Linked DNA regions of Homo sapiens: region 1 is linked to region 2. The links are chromatin loops, found by intact Hi-C in ENCODE. Cell type or tissue: PC-3. All regions are shown on one strand. Links, peaks and the distances in the headings refer to the core of each region. The heading gives the core; the rest is flanking DNA.

Region 1 (10,705 bases), core at 753-8,752, 120 kb before region 2:
GCCTCACCACCTGCATCAGCGCCCATGTCCGCGAGAAGCCCGACGACCCCCTGAACTACTTCCTCGGTGGCTGCGCCGGAGGCCTGACTCTGGGAGCACGCAGTGAGTGGCCCCCTCCCCACCCCCACCCTCCTCCCAGCCTGGCAGAATGACCCCTGACCTCTGCTCATCCTCCACCCTCTCTGTTCCATCCCGGACAAGAAGTAAAGCAGCCTTCTTGAACACCAGCCATTTCAGTCATAGCGACAGCTGCTGCTGCTGCTTAAGCACCTACTGTGGCCCTCCCTGACCTGCCCTGTCCCCTCCCCACCCTCCCCTCCTCACTCTGCTCCAGCCACACGGGCCTCCTCACTGCTCCTCCCACATGCCAGGTACAGTCCTGCCCCAGGGCCTTTGCATGGGCAGTGCACTGCGTGGAATGCTGTTCCCCTCACTGTCCTGACCACCCTGTGTACAAGCCAGCATCCCCGCCGCCCTCGCTCTGTGCCGCCTTCCTTCTGTGTGCCTTGTCAGAGGACACAGGTCACCAAGGTCACCCCCTGTCTCTGCCACTGGCCTGTGAGTCAGAGAGGAGGATGGATGGAGTCTCGCCCTGCCATCTCTCTCCCTGCACCTGGAGCCCTGCAGGGGAGCTGCCCCCGCAACCTTCACTTTACAGAAAAGGGTATTAGGGCTCAGGGAGGGAATTAAGTGGCCCGAGGTCACCTGGAGGAGCAAGTGGCCTTCTTTGCAGCCATCAGAGGGTGCAGCCCTGGTGGAGAAGGCCACGCTTGGCACAGGGGAGCCCGTCTGGAGCATGAGCCAGACATCACTCCTGCCCTCCCATGGGCCCGGGCTCAGCGTCAGTGCCCGCCTGTGCCCCTGGCCTACCCCCAGCCCGCCAAGGCTCGGGCCCTCAGGGCCAGCGGGAGGAGTGAACGAGCCCTCTTGCAGCTCAGCCGCTCTGGCCTGGCATGTTGGGAGTGATGAATGGCAGGTTCCAGGCAGGCAGAGAGGGAGGGTGCGAGGGCAGGGCGTACGCCGTCACTGCTGTCTCTGCGTCAAGACCTTGGGGAGGCCTTGTCCCTCCCCAGCTCCCACTGGAACTGGTCAGAGGTTGCAGGTGGGTTGAGGTCTTGACTGTAGCCCAGCTCAGGCTGGAACTGCTCCCTGTCCCCAAGCCAGCCTCCCTGTCTCTCTTCAAAGAGTGTGAGTCCCTTTAGGTCCTGGTGTGTGGGGACACACCTCCTTCCTCCTCTGGCCCGGAGGCTTCGGAGCAGGAGAGCCTGGAGAAGTGGGGGCACTGTCGGGGCTCCTCGGTACACAGACCACGGGACAGATGCGTGGCCTGGCCCTGGCATCCATGGGCAAAGGAGAGACTGAGACACACCGATGTGTCACCATGGCCCGGTGCCCAGCCTTGCCCCAGCCCCAGCTGGGGGCAGCACGGTGTCCTCGCAGGGGGAAGTCAGTGTGGGGCGGGATGAGGACCCACAGCCTGGGTTCCTGCTGGGAAGCAACCTGGACTCCGGCCTCCCTCTGTGCATCAGTTTCCACATCTCCAGAGTCTAGGGCCCTCTTCCTGAGTGACTTAATCCCTGAAGAGAGTGTCCTGTCAGGGGTCTCAGTCTGGCTCCCAGGGTGGGCACCGGCCAGGGCGTGGAGCGTCTTGGTCCGGCCGAGCCCCACCCGGGCCTGACATCACCTCCCCACTCCCACAGCGCACAACTACGGGATTGGCGCCGCCGCCTGCGTGTACTTTGGCATAGCGGCCTCCCTGGTCAAGATGGGCCGGCTGGAGGGCTGGGAGGTGTTTGCAAAACCCAAGGTGTGAGCCCTGTGCCTGCCGGGACCTCCAGCCTGCAGAATGCGTCCAGAAATAAATTCTGTGTCTGTGTGTGTGTCAGTGTCCGGAGGGCTTGATGACGGCGACACAGCAGCCGGTGAGGGCGGATCTGGGAGGGAGTGAGGAAGGGAGATAAGATAAGGCCCCCTGCACACGCGCCTGCCTGCCGCCTGCCGTCCCTGCCAAGGGTACCAGCCTGGCCCCACAGAACTGGTAGTGCATCAGGCTGGGGCCATCGGGAGCCCAGGAGGGGAGACGGCTGGGATGCGCCCCAGCCTCTGCTTCCCCCAGTTCCCAGGGCAGGGCAGGAGCGTGCCAGTGACCTGCCAGCAAGTGGAAAATGGGCCCTGCCGCCCACAGCCCTTCCCTCAGCGCTGTGGGCTCTGGTCACAACCCCCCTGCAGATCTTGAGCCATCCTTTCTCTGGGCCTGTCCCCAAAGCCAACAACATGTGGAAAACACGCCCAGGCCCTGTCTCCAAATTCCTGGGCACTGGAGCGGAGAGCCCCGGACAGGCTGGTCCAGCAGCCGTCCCCATCCGGCAGGTCACTCGCAGCCCCTGGGGCTAGGGCAGAGCGGGACAGGACCCCCCTCAGCACCTGGCTGGTGGCAGCGACAAGGGAAAGAATTGCGATCCCTTCCTGCCACCTGTCAGGCCAGTGATTTAGGTGGCCCTGGAATGCTGGCACCACCCCGGGCCCCTTCTCCAGAACTGGCTCATGCTCCCTGGCAGCTGGAGAGGAAGCCTGCAAGCTCCCACATGCTGCGGTGGGCTGCAAATTAGGGCGCTCCAGGCTCCACCCAGGGGAGCGGAGCTGTGCACAGCCCTGGCTGGGATGGATCTGGGCCCTGCTGGTGGGCCGGGGACAGCAGGAACCGGCAGGGCTGGCTATGGCCCTCCTGACCCGTATCCGGCCCCATCTCTTCCCTTTTCTCAAGCCCATCCGCGGGGCCTAGATGTGAAAAGCCAAACTTCACTTTCAGCCTCATATCCTTCTCTGTCCACCCCCGAGTAGTAACTCAGCCTGGAACTCCCGGGCCCAAGCAATCCTCCCACCTCAGCCTCCCGAGTAGCCAGGACTATGGCCACCGCCACTATGCCTGGTTAATTTTTTTAAAAAATGTTGTAGGCTGGGCCTGGTGGTTTGAGCCTGTAATCTCAGCACTTTTGGAGGTTGAGGTGGGAGGATTGCTTGAGGCCAGGAGCTTGGAACCAGCCTGGGCAACGCAGTGAGACCCTGTCTCTACCAAAAATTCGTCTTTTTGAGACATAGTCTTGCTCTGTCTCTCAAGCTGGAGGGCAGTGGCAGGATCATGGCTCACTGGAACCTTGACCTTCCTGGCTTATGCGACTCTCTCATCTCAGCCTCCCTGGTAGCTGGGACTGCAGGTGTGCACCACTACAGCCAGCTAATTGTTTTTATTTTTATTTTTTGTAGAGACAGGATCTCACTGTGTTGTGCAGGCTGGTCTCAAACTCCTGGCCTCGAGCAGTCCTCACACCTCAGCCTCCCAGAGTGCTGGGATTATAGGCATGAGCCACTGTGTACAGAGATTCTGGGTCCCTTCTTCCAGCGCCTGCCTCGAAGTCCTCTCTGGAGAGAGCACAGATGTCCACGCGTGTTCCAGCACAAGGGGGGCATGCAACAGCTCAGGGTCACGTCCACTTCCGGAGCTGGGTGCCCGGGCCTCGGGCTCCCTGAGAAAGGGCGGACACACCCACCCCGCACCCAGAGGGGCAGGGGCCCTGACACCTGTCCAAGCCCTAATAGAGTCATTGTTAAACACTCTGGGTTCGAACCCCAGAACTTGATTCTTTCCTTGTTCTGTCCTCAGAGGACGGCAGCACCCAGGCCTCAGCTTTCCCACCTGGTAAATGGGAATAAGGGCCCCTCAGAGATGCCCCACAAAGAAAGACGATTCCACCTCCCTGCAGGCATCCCATCCACTCACGGGCATCGCATCCACTCGAGGGCACCGGCCTCTGTCTCTACTGCGGCCGGCAGGGGGCAGCGCCCACCACAGCACGGCCTGCTGGGCAGTGTGGACCCGGGCGGTCATCCCCAGGCCCCCAGCCCCGCGGTGACCACAGGCGTCAGATTCCATCCCTTCCTCCGCACTCCAGGCCTTGTCTGTCCCTCATCCCCCTTCCTTCCCATGCATCCTGCCCACCGCAGCCGGGAAGTGATGGCTTCTAGGAATGGGCAATACAGCCCCAAACCTCCAGCCAAGGACACCGAAGGCTGGACAGGAGGAAAGACTAGTCCACGTCCCCACGACGGTCACCCTCAGCCCTGCACCATGGCCGCTTCTGGGACTGGTTCCACGCAGGCCTCCGCCCCCTGCAAGCCCTTCCCCGGCCCTCCAGGCCCGTGTGCGGCCCAAACCCTGTACCAGATCTCTTAGCCCTCTTCCACGGATGCGCGCGCTGAGGCCCACCCTGGGTAGTGGAGCTTGAAATTTAAAGGCCGCACGCCCCTTCGCACCTCCCAGCCCCAGGTGCCTCCCTGTGTTCAAGGGAGCCGACGGCTCAGACCAGGAGCTGTGCTCGCCGCCCACCCAGCCCATTCCGGGCTAGCCGCCAGGGTTGGCGCAGGCCTGCCAGGCGCCCCCACCTCGCCTGCAGGACGGGCCCCCCAGAATGGAACACGAGGGGGTGGTCTCTTGCTGGGCTCCAGGGAACCCCAAAGCCGAGGCCCCCCGGCCCATAAACATTTACTAGGTTGTGGAGGGCTGACGTCACTCCCACCCCACACACAAGAGGGCCCCCGTCTGGAACATCGGTCCCAGCAGGCTCCCTGAGGGGCTGTGGGGGACCCTTCCTGAGTTTACCTTGAACTTCATGGAGCCCTTCCCAGCCCCAGGCAGTCAGGGCTGGAACTGAGGAGGGGCAGAGCCTCCCTGGGGAGCTAGGAGGGCTTCCTAGAGGAGGAGGCGGCACAGCAGAGAGGGCCCAAGGATGAAGAGGCTTTTCCATGTGTACCCAGCGGGAGGCTGGTCCAGGCAGAGCACACAGCAACAGCAGAGGCCTGCTGTGAGGGAGAGCAGTGGGCGATCAGGGGCCTCCTGGTCCAGGAGAGGTGCCTGGGGGCTGCAGGGCACACACTTGCTTCCCGAGAATCCATCCCTGGAGACACATCCCCAGCAGAGACAAGGCTCCAAGAACACCGGCCTGGCCCTGCGCCGTGGCTCAGGCCTGTAATCCCAGTACTTTGGGAGGCCGAGGCTGGGGGATCACTTGAGGTCAGGAGTTTCAGACCACCCTGGCCAACACAGTGAAACCCTGTCTCTACTATACAAAAATAAGCCAGGTGTGGTGGCAGGCACCTGTAATCCCAGCTACTTGGGAGGCTGAGGCATGAGAATCCCTTGAACCTGGGAGGTGGAGGTTGCAGTGAGCCGAGATCATGTCACTGTACTCCAGCCTGGGAGACAGTGAGCGAGACTTTGTATCAAAAATAAATAAATAAATAACGCTGGCCTGGGCTGGCGCTGACCCAGGCCCCGCCGCCGGGGGTCTCTAAGCTCTTGGGTGAGCCAAGAAAACATTCACAAGACAAAAAAAAGGGGGGTGGGGGTGGGGAACATCAAGCTTTTCCCACCTGCCAGGCAGGTGCAGTTGTTATTATTATTTTTGGCTCATTTTAGTCTGCGCAGCCGTGCGTGAGCTCTGTTAGGCATTAGTCCTATTTTACAGATGAGGAAACTGAGGCCCGGGAGGTGACTTCCCAGGGCCTGGCAGTAGCTAAAAGAAGTGTTACTTCTCCTAAGAATAGCTATTGTTTGGAAAATGGCAATTTGTTCCTTTAAGACTTTCTTAGTGGTCTTGGAGATTGGAGCGAAAACACCCCACTAAGGGCTGGGCGCGGTGGCTCACGCCTGTAATCCCAGCACTTTGGGAGGCCGAGGCGGGCGGATCACAAGGTCAGGAGATTGAGACCATCCTGACTAACACGGTGAAACCCTGTCTCTACTAAGAATACAAAAACAGTCTGGCATGGTGGCGGGCGTCTGTAGTCCCAGCTACTCGGGAGGCTGAGGCACGAGAATGGCGTGAACCCGGGAGGCGGAGCTTGCAGTGAGCCAAGATCACGCCACTGCACTCCAGCTTGGGCGACAGAGTGAGACTCCGTCTCAAAAAAAAAAAAAAAGAAAATACCTCACTGAGAAAGGAAGGTGTTTTCGCTGCCAACTTGAGCACAACTGTACTCCTTTAAACTTGTGTTGAGTGTGGGCTGTGGGCTCCTATAAATGTGTTTGACATGATTGGGGTGGGACACAGCTGAGAAGACCCCACGGGGCTGATGTGTGCCCCTCCTGGGACTGAAGAGCTGCTCCCGCCCTCCCCGCATCTCGAGCCCCTTTGCCTTCAGAATCTGTCCCAGATCTGCCTCTAGTCTGATTCCATCATCACGACAAGCGTAGTCCCCTCTGCCCTGGTCACCCGGCTACCCCCTGAGCCAGAAGGCGCCTGTGAGCCCCTAAGTCAGGTCCCGCCCCTCCCCTGCCCACAGTCCTCCATGGCTCCCACCCCACTTGGGGGAAAAGCCCAAATCCTCTCTACAGCCCACTATGCCCTGTGTGTCCCGACCCCTCCTCTCCCTCCCCTCCCTCTCCTCCCCTCCCCTCTTCACTGCTCCAGCCCCACCAGCCTCCTCACTCTTCCTCCAAAACCCCTGGCACAGTCCTGCCCTAGGGCCTTTGCATAGTCCATACCCTCTGCCTGCAATGCCTGTCCCCTAGATGTCCCCAAGCTCACCCCTCACCTCCTTCAATTCTCAGCTCACAAGCCACCTCCTCATCCCCCGTCCCCAGGCCACCAGCACTCCACACTCATTTGCCTTCTAGTTTTGCCCGTAGCCCCTGCCAGTTTCTAAGTCCCACGTCACCATCACGTGTGTTATTTATGTGCACCTCCTTGAGGACTGGGACGTATCCTGGCTGTTATATCCTCTGCCTACACCCCGGCACCCAGCCGAGGAACGCAGCAGGGCTCCAGAACTATGTGTGGAATGAATGAATGGATAAACAAATGAATGAATCTCCAGGTCTGCAAAGGGTAGGAGGTCCAGAGGTGGGGCCTGAGAACCACTTGGGGGTGGCTGTGCACCCTGCCTGGCCCTGCTTTGCTGCCTGGGTGGTATAGGCTCTCGGAGGGGGATCAGGGTCCTTCTCACTCTCCCCACATGAGATGATGGCTGCAGTGGAGTGCGGGAAGGCACGGGAAGAGAAGCCCTCCAGACCCGGGGGCAAGACTCAGAGTTCATTCAGCAAACAGTCATGTGCAGTATAACAGCATTTCGGTCACTGACGGACCACATATGTGAAGGGAGTCCCATGAGACTTTTTTTTTTTTTTTTTTTTTGACACTGAGTCTCTGCCGCCTAGGGGTTCAAGCGATTCTCCAGCCTCAGCCTCCCGAGTATCTGGGATTACAGGTGCCCACCACCACACTCAGTTAATTTGTTGTTTTTTGTTTTTGTTTTTGTTTCTTTTTTTTTCTTTTCTTTTTTTTTGTTTAGTTTGGTTTTTTGAGACAGAGTCTTGCTCTCTCACATTGTCACCCAGGCTGGAGTGCAGTGGCTCACTGCAAGCTCCGCCTCCCAGGTTGACGCCATTCTCCTGCCTCAGCCTCCTGAGTAGCTGGGACTACAGGCGCCCACTGCCACGCCCGGCTAATTTTTTTGTATTTTTAGTAGAGACCGGGTTTCACCGTGTTAGCCAGGATGGTCTCAATCTCCTGACCTCGTGATCCGCCCGCCTCGGCCTCCCAAAGTGCTGGGATTACAGGCATGAGCCACTGCGCCCGGCCTGTTTTTGTTTTTTTTTTCTGAGATGGAGTTTCACTCTGTCACTCAGGTTGGAGTGCAGTGGGGAGATCTCGGCTCACTGCAACCTCCACCTCCTGGGTTCAAGCAATTCTCTGCCTCAGCCTCCCGAGTAGCTGGGATTACAGGCTCCCGCCACCACATCCGCCTAATTCTTTTGTATTTGTAGTAGAGATGGGGTTTCATCAAGTTGGCCAGGCTGGTCTCAAACTCCTGACCTTAAGTGATCTGCCCGCCTCGGCCTCCCAAAGTGCTGGGAATACAAGTGTGAGCCACCGCACCCGGCTCCCATAAGATTTTATACCATATTTTTATTGTACCTTTTCTGTTTGTGGATGTTTAGAGACAAATATTTGTCATCATGTTACAGTTGCCCACAGTATTCTGTACAGTCACATGCTCTGCAGGTTTATAGCCTGGGAGCAGTAGACAGTACCATGAAGCCTGGTGTGCAGTACGTTCTACCATCTAGGCGTGTGTACGCTGGGATGTTTGTGCATGACAAAATCATCTAATGACGAATTTCTCCAAACATACACCCATCATGAAGCAACTACTGTGTGTGTGTGTGTGTATTTTTTTTTTTTTTTTTTAAGAAAGGGTCTTGGCCGGGCGTGGTGGCTCACGCCTGTAATCCCAGTACTTTGGGAGGCCGAGGTGGGCGGATCACGAGGTCAGGAGATCGAGACCATCCTGGCTAGCATGGAGAAAAACCCTGTCTCTACTAAAAAATACAAAAAAAATTCAGCGGGGTGTGGTGGCGGGCGCCTGTAGTTCCAGCTGCTCGGGAGGCTGAGGCGAGAGAATGGCGTGAACCTGGGAGGCGGAGCTTGCAGTGAGCCGAGATCGCGCCACTGCGCTCCAGCCTGGGCCACAGAGTGAGACTCCATCTCAAAAAAAAAAGAGAAAGAAAAAGAAAGACAGGGTCTTAGCCAGGCGCAGTGGCTGACACCTGTAATCTCAGCACTTTGGGAGGCTGAGATTGGCAGATCACTTGAGGCCAGGAGTTCGAGACCAGCCTGGCCAACATGGCAAAACCCGGTCTCTACTAAAAATGCAAAAATTAGGCGTGGTGGCAGGTGCCTGTAATCCCAGCTACTTGGGAGGCTGAGACATGAGAATCGCTTGAACCTGAGAGGCGGAGGTTGCAGTGAGCCGAGATTGCGTCACTGCACTCCAGCCTGAGTGATAGAGCAAGACTCCATCTCCAAAAAAAAATAAACAAAATAAATAAATAAATAAATGAAAATCAGCTAGGCATCGTGGTGTGAGCCTGTAATACCAGCTACTCAGGAGACTAAGGCAGGAGAAACACTTGAACCCAGGAGGTGGAGGTTGCAGTGAGCTGAGATCGAGCCACTGCACTCCAGCCTGAGTGACAAGAGCAAAACTCCATCTCAAAAAATAAGAAGAAGACAAGGTCTTGCCCTGTTGCCCAGATTGGAGTGCAGTGGTGAGATCATAGCTTACTGCAACCTCAAACTCCTGGGCTCAAACGATTCTTCTGCCTCAGCTTCCAAGAAGCTGGGACTACAGGCATGCACCAACACACCTGGCTAATTTCTAAATTTTTTGTAGAGATGGAGTCTCACTGTGTTGTCCAGGCTGGTCTTGAACTCCCGGCCTCAAGTGACCCTCCTGCTTCAGCCTCCCAAAGTGCTGGGATTACAGGCGGGAGTCACTGTGGCCAGCTGCAGATCTTGCTTAAACCATAGACAGGCACTTCTGGGCCAAACATTTCCCTTGTCCTGACAAAGACCCCTGGGACCAACACTGGCCCACTAGGGTACCCCCAAAAGAGCCAAAAAGGGGGCTGGAGCCAGGCATGGTGGTACACACCTGTAGTCCCAGCTACTTAGGAGGCTAAGGTAGGAGAATCGCTTGAGCCCAGGAGTTCGAGGCTGCAGTAAGCTATGATCCTGCCACCGCACTCCAGCCTGGGTGACAGAGCGAGACCCTGTCTCTAAAAAAAGAGAGGCCCAGAGCCCTGAATGCCTTGGGGGTGCCACATCCCTGTACCCACAGGGTCCCCAGCAGAGCACAGAGGGAGGAAGAGGGAGTAGACAGGGGTAGAGATCTTAGGAAAGAGGACGTGACTCTCTCCTGGCTGTGTTCTGGTAGGAGGCCCCAGCCTTAAAGCCTAAAGCCGGGTTAGTCATTACTTCAGGGCTCCAGAAGTCAGGGCGGGACTTGCCCCCCCTTATCCTATCTGGCTTGGCGTCCAAGGCTAGGACCCAGTGGAGCCATAGTTCCCTGGTCCCACATCATCTCAGGCATCCCCTGTGTCCACAAGGGCCACACAGCCAGCGAGCCATTTGGCCTATGGGGAAACTGAGGCATAGGGAAGCTCGGGCCTTCCTCCCTGTGTATCTCTTTTCTAGCCAGCCTCCCTCCACTTGCTGTGGTCCTCCTCAGAGCGTGGGCGCTCAGAGGGGCCTGGTTTGGCCCCCAGCCCCACCATTGGCGCACACAGGTCCTTCCTCTGAGCCAGCCAAGCCTCCCCTCGGGCTTCCTGGAAAGCTGGGTGGTCGGGCCGAGCTGCAAGGGGCTCCGGCAGGCCTGGCCCTGTCCCTGGCCCCAGCCCAGCCCACATCTCACCTTCCAGGGGTCCCCACTGGTCTGAACCCTCGCTGAACCAGAGTAGGAAAGGTGTGAGCCAGGACAAGAGCAGGGCTCTGGGGGGCCTCGTTGGGGGGCCTGGTGGGGGATTCAGCCCAAACTGAGGGGCAGCAGGCAGAGCGATGGCCTGGCCTGAAATCTAGAGCCACCACCCCTGCCACCCCAGCCTTTTCAAACCCATCCAAAGTCTTCTATTTTGTCCATTTTTTTTTTCTCAGCACTTTTTTTTTTTTGAGACGGAGTCTCGCTCTGTCGCCCAGGCTGGAGTGCAGTGGCGCCATCTCGGCTCACTGCAAGCTTTGCCTCCCGGGTTCACGCCATTCTCCTGCTTCAGCCTCCCGAGTAGGTGGGACTACAGGCGCCCGCACCAAGCCCGGCCAATTTTTTTGTATTTTTAGTAGAGACGGGGTTTCACTGTGTTAGCCAGGATGGT
Region 2 (8,000 bases), core at 1-8,000:
TCCCGGGTTCAAGCGATTCTCCTGCCTCAGCCTCCCGAGTAGCTGGGATTACAGGCGCCCACCATCACACCTGGCTAATTTTTAGTAGAGACGGAGCTTCTCCATGTTGGCCAGGCTTGTCTCGAACTCCTGACTTCAAGTGATCCACCTGTCCTGGCCTCCCAAAGTGTTGGGATTACAGGCGTAAGCTATTGTGCCAGGCCGACTTTTATGGGTTCTGAGTCAGCCATCCTCTCCATGCCCTCTGGCAGCTGTCACCAGGATCCCTATTCTCCCCCAATGCCCAGGCTCTGGCTAGAGAGGGCGGAAGGGGCAAATTAACTAAATGGTCCATCAACAACTAGGAAGTGGTGGGTGACAGTGGAGGCTAGGTCAGGGCAGGAAAGGTTCAGGGGTGTCACAGAATCCACGGCAGGGAGGGGGACAGTGCAGGTCACGTGATGCAGGGAGCACCTGTGGCACGGGAGAGTCCCACACATGTCTCCTCTCTCTGGTGGACATCCTCACCCTACCCAGTGCCTTCCACCTGCTGCCACCCCGGAGCTGATCCTCCTAGTCTGGGGCCTCTAGAGAAGGCAGGACCTCCACGTGTTTTTTTTTCAGGGGGTGAACTTTCATCCTACTGGAGAGGACAGGTGATAAGTGACAATGACTTCCAGTAGGGGTGAGGATATGAGGAAGATTTCCACCTGGTGTCCCCCTTCCAAAGGGACACACTGATCCACATGGCATGGCTTCGATGTGGCTTTATAATCTCCTCAGCACCTGTCAGTGCTAAATATTTAACAACTGGCTCTCAGAGGGGAAAGGCCTCCTGGGTAGTGTCTGCCAATTCCCGTAGTGTAAATATTTCCACTGTGGCTGATTCGAAGCCACTGACATGAAATTGATTGGTGTAAGATTCCTGAATTTTTTTTTTTTTTTTTGAGATGGAGTCTCGCTCTGTTACCCAGGCTAGAGGCCAGTGAGTGGCGCAATCTCAGCTCACTGCAACCTCTGCCTCCCGGGTTCAAGCGATTCTCCTGCCTCAGCCTCCCGAGTAGCTGAGATTAAAGGCACCTGCCACCACAGCCGGCTAATTTTTGTATTTTCAGTAGAGACGGGGTTTCACCAGGTTGGCCAGGCTGAAGATTCCTGAATATTTGAGAGTCTACTCCTGGTGAGCCAGTTTGAGCCAGCTCTGGCCCACAGCCATCAGCACACTCTAGCCATGGGGAGTAGGAGAGGGCGACTCAGGTGCGCCAGGGCAGCGGCACAGCCTCTGGTCACTGCTGTTCCCCCAGCACTCAGTGCAGGACTCTGAAATGAGTATTTAGTTCACATGGGAACAAATGTCACCCAGAACTTAAAACATCACTTGTCCTGGGGACGGCCTGGGCTGTTGGGGGAATTCAGGTTTAGCCAGGACCTGCATGTCCCCCGAAACGGGTGACCTGCCCCCAGGGGCACCAGGCGTCCCCTGTCGTAGGGGCAGATGGGCCCACTCACCTGTAGTACGGATCCACGATCGAAATGTAGAAGACATAAAAGCCATTGTGGCCGAAAATGATCTGGTTTGCTGTCCGGCCGCCCAAGATCTGATACTGGACGTCTGGCCACCTCAAAGGGGCATTGTTGTTGGGGTCGTGGCAGCTCACATAGTTCTGTGGGGGACAGAGACATGCCCACTGGCCCTAGGGACTGGGGAGGGGGCCCTGAGCCTCCCTCCTCCCTGCGGAGGCCCTGCACCCACCCCAGTCCTCATTAGGCACGCATGGGTGGGACTCTGGGGCCAAGTGCCCATGGTGTGGGCAGGTTCATGCTCCCTGCAGAGAAGAGTGGATGGAGGCTGCTCAGCCTCCATCTCACCTGCCTCTGTTGGAGGCCGAAAGATTGAGGGTGGTGATCAACTCCGTATACCACTGGAGGCCATATGAGTAAACAGCAAACTTTCTCATAAAAGCAGAATGTTGGCAAACTGACAAACTGCGTCTGCCGCCCAGAAGGAATGCTGAGGGCGGTCACGAGCCAGGCACAGTGTTTCTTCTGATTTGGTACATCTGAAGCCTATTAGTAATAATATGAACCTGTAATCAATTAACCAGCTGACCAATCGTTACCTGCTCCTCCCTGCTCTTTCTTTCTTTCTTTTCTTTCTTTTTTTTTTTTTTTTTTTGAGATGGGGTTTCACTCTGTTGCCCAGGCTGGAGTGCAGTGGCGCGATCTCGGCTTACTGCAAGCTCTGCCTCCCGGATGCATGCAATTCTCCTGCCTCAGCCTCCCGAGTAGCTGGGACTACAGGTGCCCGCCACCGTGGCCAGCAAATTTTTTTTTTTTTTTTTTGTATTTTTAGTAGAGATGGGGTTTCACCATGTAAGCCAGGATGGTCTCAATCTCCTGACCTTGTGATCTACCCACCTCAGCCTCCCAAAGTGCTGGGATTACAGGCGTGGCCACCTCGCCTGGCCCCTCCCTGCTGTTTCTACTCAATAAATACGCAGGTCTGTGGAAGCTTGAGGGACTGCCTTTACTCACTAGAAGCGGGGAGCTCTCTTCTTCCCCATGCCTCTTCTTTAAAACAGTTTCTTTTGTCTTAAGTTTTCATTTCTACATTCGTTCCCCCTTCCTTCAGTCTTGTAACGAAGGTCTCAAGTAGTAGCAGTAGTAACTGTTGTAGTGACCGTCTCAAGTAGTAACCGTGGCAGTCTGCCACATGCCTGCTTTCAGGCCTTCCTGGGCTGTGGAGGCTGGAGGCTTAATAACTTAGCCTGGGTGAGAGTCAGGCGCTTCCAATGACTTTTTTATTTTGAGACATTTTCTTCTGCTGTCCCCCAGGCTGGAGTGCAGTGGTGTCATCTGGGATCACCGCGATGTCTACCTCCCAGGTTCAAGCAATTCTCCTGCCTCAGCTTTCCAAGTAGCGGGAACTACAGGTGGGTACCATCATGCCCTGCTAATTTTTGTACTTTTAGTAGAGACGGGGTTTCACCATGTTGGTCAGGCTGGTCTCTAACTCCTGACCTCAAGTGATCCATCCACCTCGGCCTCCCAAAGTGCTGGGATTACAGGCGTGAGCCACAGTACCTGGCCACTCTTTATTTATTTATTTTTAAATTTTATTTTATGTTACTTTTTTGAGAAACAGCCTCGCTCTGTTGCCCAGGCCGGAGTGCAGTGGTGCAGTTTCGGCTCACTGCAACCTTCACCTCCTAGGTTCAAGCGATTCTCTTGCCTCAAGCTCCCCAGTAACTGGGATTACAGGCGTGCACCACTATGCCCAGGTAATTTTTGTATTTTTAGTAGAGACGGGGTTTTGCCATGTTAAGCTGGTCTTGAACTCCTGTCCTCAAGTAATCTGCCCACCTTGGCCTCCCAAAGTGCTGGGATTACAGGCGTGAGCCACTGTGCCTGTCCAGGAAAACTTCATGTTCTACAAAAGCAGCCACTCACCACAGCTGATGGAAAAAAAATAGTAATGGGGCCATCTCTTAAATGCACTCATGCAATTTGCAATGAGACAGCCCATATGAAGAATGCATATAGAAATACCAACAGAGCCGACCGGGCGCAGTGGCTCACGCCTATAATCCCAGCACTTTGGGAGGCCGAGGCGGGCGGATCACAAGGTCAGGAGTTCAAGACCAGCCTGGGCAACACGGTGAAACCCCGTCTCTACTAAAAATACAAAAATTAACCGGGCGTGGTGGCAGGTGCTTGTAAGTCCAGCTACTCAGGAGGCTGAGGCGGGAGAATTGCTTGAACTCGGGAGGTGGAGGTTGCAGTGAGCTGAGATTGCGCCACTGCACTCCAGCCTGGGGGACACAGTGAGGCTCCGTCTCAAAAAAAAAAAAAAAAAGCAAATGCAAAAAAAGAGCCAGGACACCATCTGCTGGTGGCTTTGCTGCATGCACTGCATTCCTGATACAAAACATTGTGTCCCGGGAAGATACACGTGGACTGATGCAATCTCTTTGTAGGGACAGGACATCACTCGTATGATAGAAATACACACTGAGGCTGAGCGTGGTGACTTATACCTATAATCCATGGGAGGATCGCTTCAGCCCAGGAGTTCAAAGCCAGCCTGTGTAACATACTGAAGCCCTGCCTCTACAAAAAAAAAAAAAAAAAGATACAAAAATTAGCTGGGCATGGTGGCACACACCTGTAGTCCCAGCTAATTGGGAGGCTGAAGTGGGAGGATCACTTGAGGCTTGAGTCTTCAGTGAGCTGAGATTGCACCACTGCACTCCAGCCTGGGAGACAGAGTGAGACCCTGCCTAAAAGAAATAAAAATAAAACAGATGCACACTGAGTAAGACAGCCCGGGAATTCCATCCATCCCTCAGTAGCAAGCATTGGGATGGTCCCAGGCATTTCTCATCATCAGCAAAGCCCCCTGAACACCTTGGTGCCTGCATTTCCCGTCCTTCGGTCAGTTCCTTAAATCCTCAAAGGCCTTGTACACCCCTAAAAGGAATTGGGGTTCCTGCTAGATCCCCTAAAGGACCTTCGAGTCTTTTGCAGTCGTGATCTGTGCTCACTGCAACCTCTGCCTCCCAGGCTCAAGTGATTCTCCTGAGTAGCTGGGAGTACAGGTGTCCGCCACCATGCCCGACTGATTTTTGTATTTTTAGTAGAGACGGGCTTTTGCCATGTTAGCCAGGCTGGTCTCAAACTCCTGACCTCATGATCCACCTGCCTCAGCCTCCCAAAGTGCTGGGATTACAGGCGTGAGCCACCGCGCCCCAACTCTTTCATTCCATACTCAGTTCCATGGCCGCACGGTGTCCTCACGCACTCTCCCACCCCCTGGTGGGCTGCTGATTCTTCTGGAAACGATCCTAGGGTCCTGTTACCTCTCTGTTCCAGAAGAAGGGCCCCCCGAATTCCTTTATCATGGTGGTCCAGTTCTGCGGCTGGGAGGTACACATGGCCGACTGGGCCGTCAGGGAATAGGAGTATGAGAACTGCCCGTTCACCTCCAGTAACACATACTCGGCGTCGATGACCTCCTGGAAACTGTCTTTTCGCCACCTAGGACACAGGCACGGGGCAGGGCTGTGCAGGGAGCAGGGACAACCCAGGAAGACCCGGGCCACAGCCACCTGGACGGCTGCAAAACCGCTTGGGGGGTGGGAGGTGACAGAGAGGAAACCAAAGGACGCCTGCCGCTCCCAGCTGAGGATGCCGTGTGTGGGCTGCGGGGAGGCCAGGAGAAAGAGCTGGGTGCATGGGGAGATGGGCAGCAGCCAGCACTGAGCATTGATAACAGGGTGGAAGGAAAAGTCTGCTCGGAGCTAGGCGCGGCGGCTCACGCCCGTAATCTCAGCACTTTGGGAGGCTGAAGCGGGAGGATCACGAGGTCAGGAGATCGAGACCATCTTGGCTAACACGGTGAAACCCTATCTCTACTAAAAATAAAAAAAATTAGCCGGGCGCAGTGGCGGGCGCCTGTAATCCCAGCTACTCGGGAGGCTGAGGCAGGAGAATGGCGTGAACCCGGGAGGCAGAGCTTGCGGTGAGCCAAGATCACACCGCTGCACTCCAGCCTGGGCGACAGAGCGAGACTCTGTCTCAAAAAAAAAAAAAAAAAAAAAAAAAAAAAAATTAACCGGGCATTGTGGTATGCAACTGCAGTCCCAGCTACTTGGGAGGCTGAGGCAGGAGGACCGCTTGAGCCTGGGAGGTTAAGGCTGCAATGAACTGTGTTCATGCCACTGGACTCCAGCCTGGGCAACAGAGCAAGACGCCAACACAAAAAAAAAAAAAGAAAAAAGGAAACAGAGAGAGAGAAAGAAAGGAAGGAAATGAAGGAAGGAAGGGAGGGGAGGAAAGGGAGGAAAAGAAAAGAAAAAAAGAAAAAAGAAAAGAAAAAGAAAAGCTATATGAGGTCATAGGATGTAGGGTGGGCCCTGATCTGATAAGACTGGTGTCCTTATAAGAACAGGAAGATGGCCAGGTATGGTGGCTCACGCCTGTTATCCCAGCACTCTGGAAAGCTGAGGCAGGTGGATCACGAAGTCAGGAGTTCGAGACCAGCCTGACCAACATGGTAAAACCCCATCTCTACTAAAAATACAAAAACTAGCCAGGCATGGTGGCACGCGCCTGTAATCCCAGATACTCGGGAGGCTGAGGCAGGAGAATCGCTTGAACCCTGGAGGTGGAGGTTGCAGTAAGCCAAGATCATGTCATTGCACTCCAGCCTGGGTGACAGAGTGGAAAAAAAAAAAAAAAAGAACAGGAAGACAGCAGGAGTGCACAGGCATAAAGAAAAGCCCATCGGCCGGGCGCAGTGGCTCATGCCTGTAATTCCAACACTTTGAGAGGCCAAGGCAGGCGGATCATCTGAGGTCAGGAGTTCAAGACCAGCCTGCCCAACATGGTGAAACCAAATCTCTGCTAATTAGCTGGGTGTGGTGGTGGGCACCTGTGGTCCCAGCTACCTGGGAGGCTGAGGTGGGAGGATCGCTTGAGCCCAAGGGACAGAGGCTGCAGTGAGCTGAGATCATGCCACTGCACTCCATCCTAGGCGACAGAGCAAGACCCTGTCTCAAAAAAAGAAAAGGTGTTCCAGGGAGAGGGCCCTGGGGGCCAGTGGGGCTGGGGCAGGAGCACGGTGGGAAACAGTGACCATCATCATTTTGAGGGATCTAGGGGAGCCTGGAGGGCCAGGCTGGTACCCCAGGGCCAGGGAGCATGAGGCCCTGCCACCGTCCCCACCCTGCAGCACCCCCCTGGGGTCTTACAGCTCCACCACGGGCTTCCATAGGGTGTCATAGTAGACGAGGAGAGGACAGCCCAGCTGCTGGTAGGAGTAAAACACGTGCAGGTCCTCGGAGGACTGCTGCCCCTGGAAGCCGGGGTCGTAGAATTCCCTTCAAGACACCAAGAAGCAGAGATGGGGAGTCTGTGAGTTCCTGCCCAGTCTGCCAACCCTTCACAGCCGCAGTTTCTTTTTTGCAAATGGGGATCGTCCATGAGAGTGGCAGGAGGTGGCATCTGAGGTGGGCGATTGAGAGCCATGGACCAGATGATATTGGAACTTCTGTTCTAGTTAATTTTTTGGCTGGAGCATAGTAATGCAGTCATGACTCACTGCAACCTCCACCTCCTGGGCCCAAGCAATCCTCTCACCTCAGCCTCCCGAGTGGCTGGGATTACAGGCACGCACCACCACGCATGGTTAATATTTTAAATTTTTGTAGAGATGAGGTCTTGCTGTGTTGCCCAGGCTGGTCTCAAACTCCTGGCCTCAAGTGATTCCCTCACCTCAGCCTCCCAAAGTGCTGGGATTACAGGTATAAGCCACCAAGCCCAGCAAAATTTCTGCTCCTTAAATTAGATCAGTGCAAAAGTAATCGAGGTTTTTGCCTTTTTTTTTTTTTTTTGAGACGGAGTTTCATTCTTGTTGCCCAGGCTGGAGCACAGTGGTGCAATCTCAGCTCACTGCAACCTCTCTCTCCCGGGTTCAAGTGATTCTCTTGCCTCAGCCTCCTGAGAAGCTGGGAATACAAGTGCCCACCACCACGCCCGGCTAATTTTTTGTGTTTTTAGTAGAGATGTGGGTTTCATCATGTTGGCTGGGCTGGTCTTGAACTCCTGACTTCAGGTGATCCACCCACTTCAGCCTCCCAAAGTGCAGGGATTACAGGGGTGACCCACTGCGCCCGGCCGGTTTTTGCCATTACTTTCAATGGCAAAAACCGTAATTACTTTTTTTTTTTTTTTTTGAGACAGAGTCTCGCTCTGTTGCCCAGGCTGGAGTGCAGTGGCGTGATCTCAGCTCACTGCAACCTCCGCCTCCCGGGTTGAAGAAATTCTCCCACCTCAGCCTCCTGAGTAGCTGGGACTACAGGCATGTGCCACCACGCCTGGCTAATTTTTGTATTTTTAGTAGAGACGGGATTTCACCATGTTGGCCAGACTGCTCTCAAACTCCTGACCTCAAGTGATCCACCTGTCTCGGCCTCCCAAAGTGCTGGGATTACAGGCATGAGCCACCCTGCCCGGCCAAA

The links. Peaks named below come from ENCODE experiments on the same cell type or tissue, not always from the same donor. Only the 100,000 strongest peaks of a DNase experiment are listed, where the experiment ranks them.
Region 1: a loop joins it to region 2, with 28 times the contacts of the local background. A loop is called at or near these places in 7 of 110 quality-filtered maps.

The regions. Positions count from the first base shown.
Region 1 is chr19:5,885,850-5,896,554 of GRCh38, reverse strand. NDUFA11 (NADH:ubiquinone oxidoreductase subunit A11) reads left to right here. Exons shown (of 4, transcript NM_175614.5): 3 at 1-102; 4 at 1,701-1,880. The coding sequence ends at 1,813. Among named protein-coding and RNA genes, the nearest start is that of NDUFA11, 13 kb to the left of the region's middle. RefSeq lists silencers at 3,051-3,251, 3,818-3,877 and an enhancer at 3,493-4,299. In PC-3, for the core only: CTCF peaks have their summits at 3,629 and 3,830 (motif pointing right); no DNase peak of the experiment used is centred there; H3K27me3 peaks cover 413 bases.
Region 2 is chr19:5,769,804-5,777,803 of GRCh38, reverse strand. It overlaps CATSPERD (catsper channel auxiliary subunit delta), which reads right to left. Exons shown (of 22, transcript NM_152784.4): 19 at 6,732-6,860; 20 at 4,839-5,016; 21 at 1,489-1,643. Among named protein-coding and RNA genes, the nearest start is that of PRR22, 11 kb to the left of the region's middle. In PC-3, for the core only: a CTCF peak has its summit at 3,883 (motif pointing left); DNase peaks (open chromatin) are centred at 1,943 and 3,913.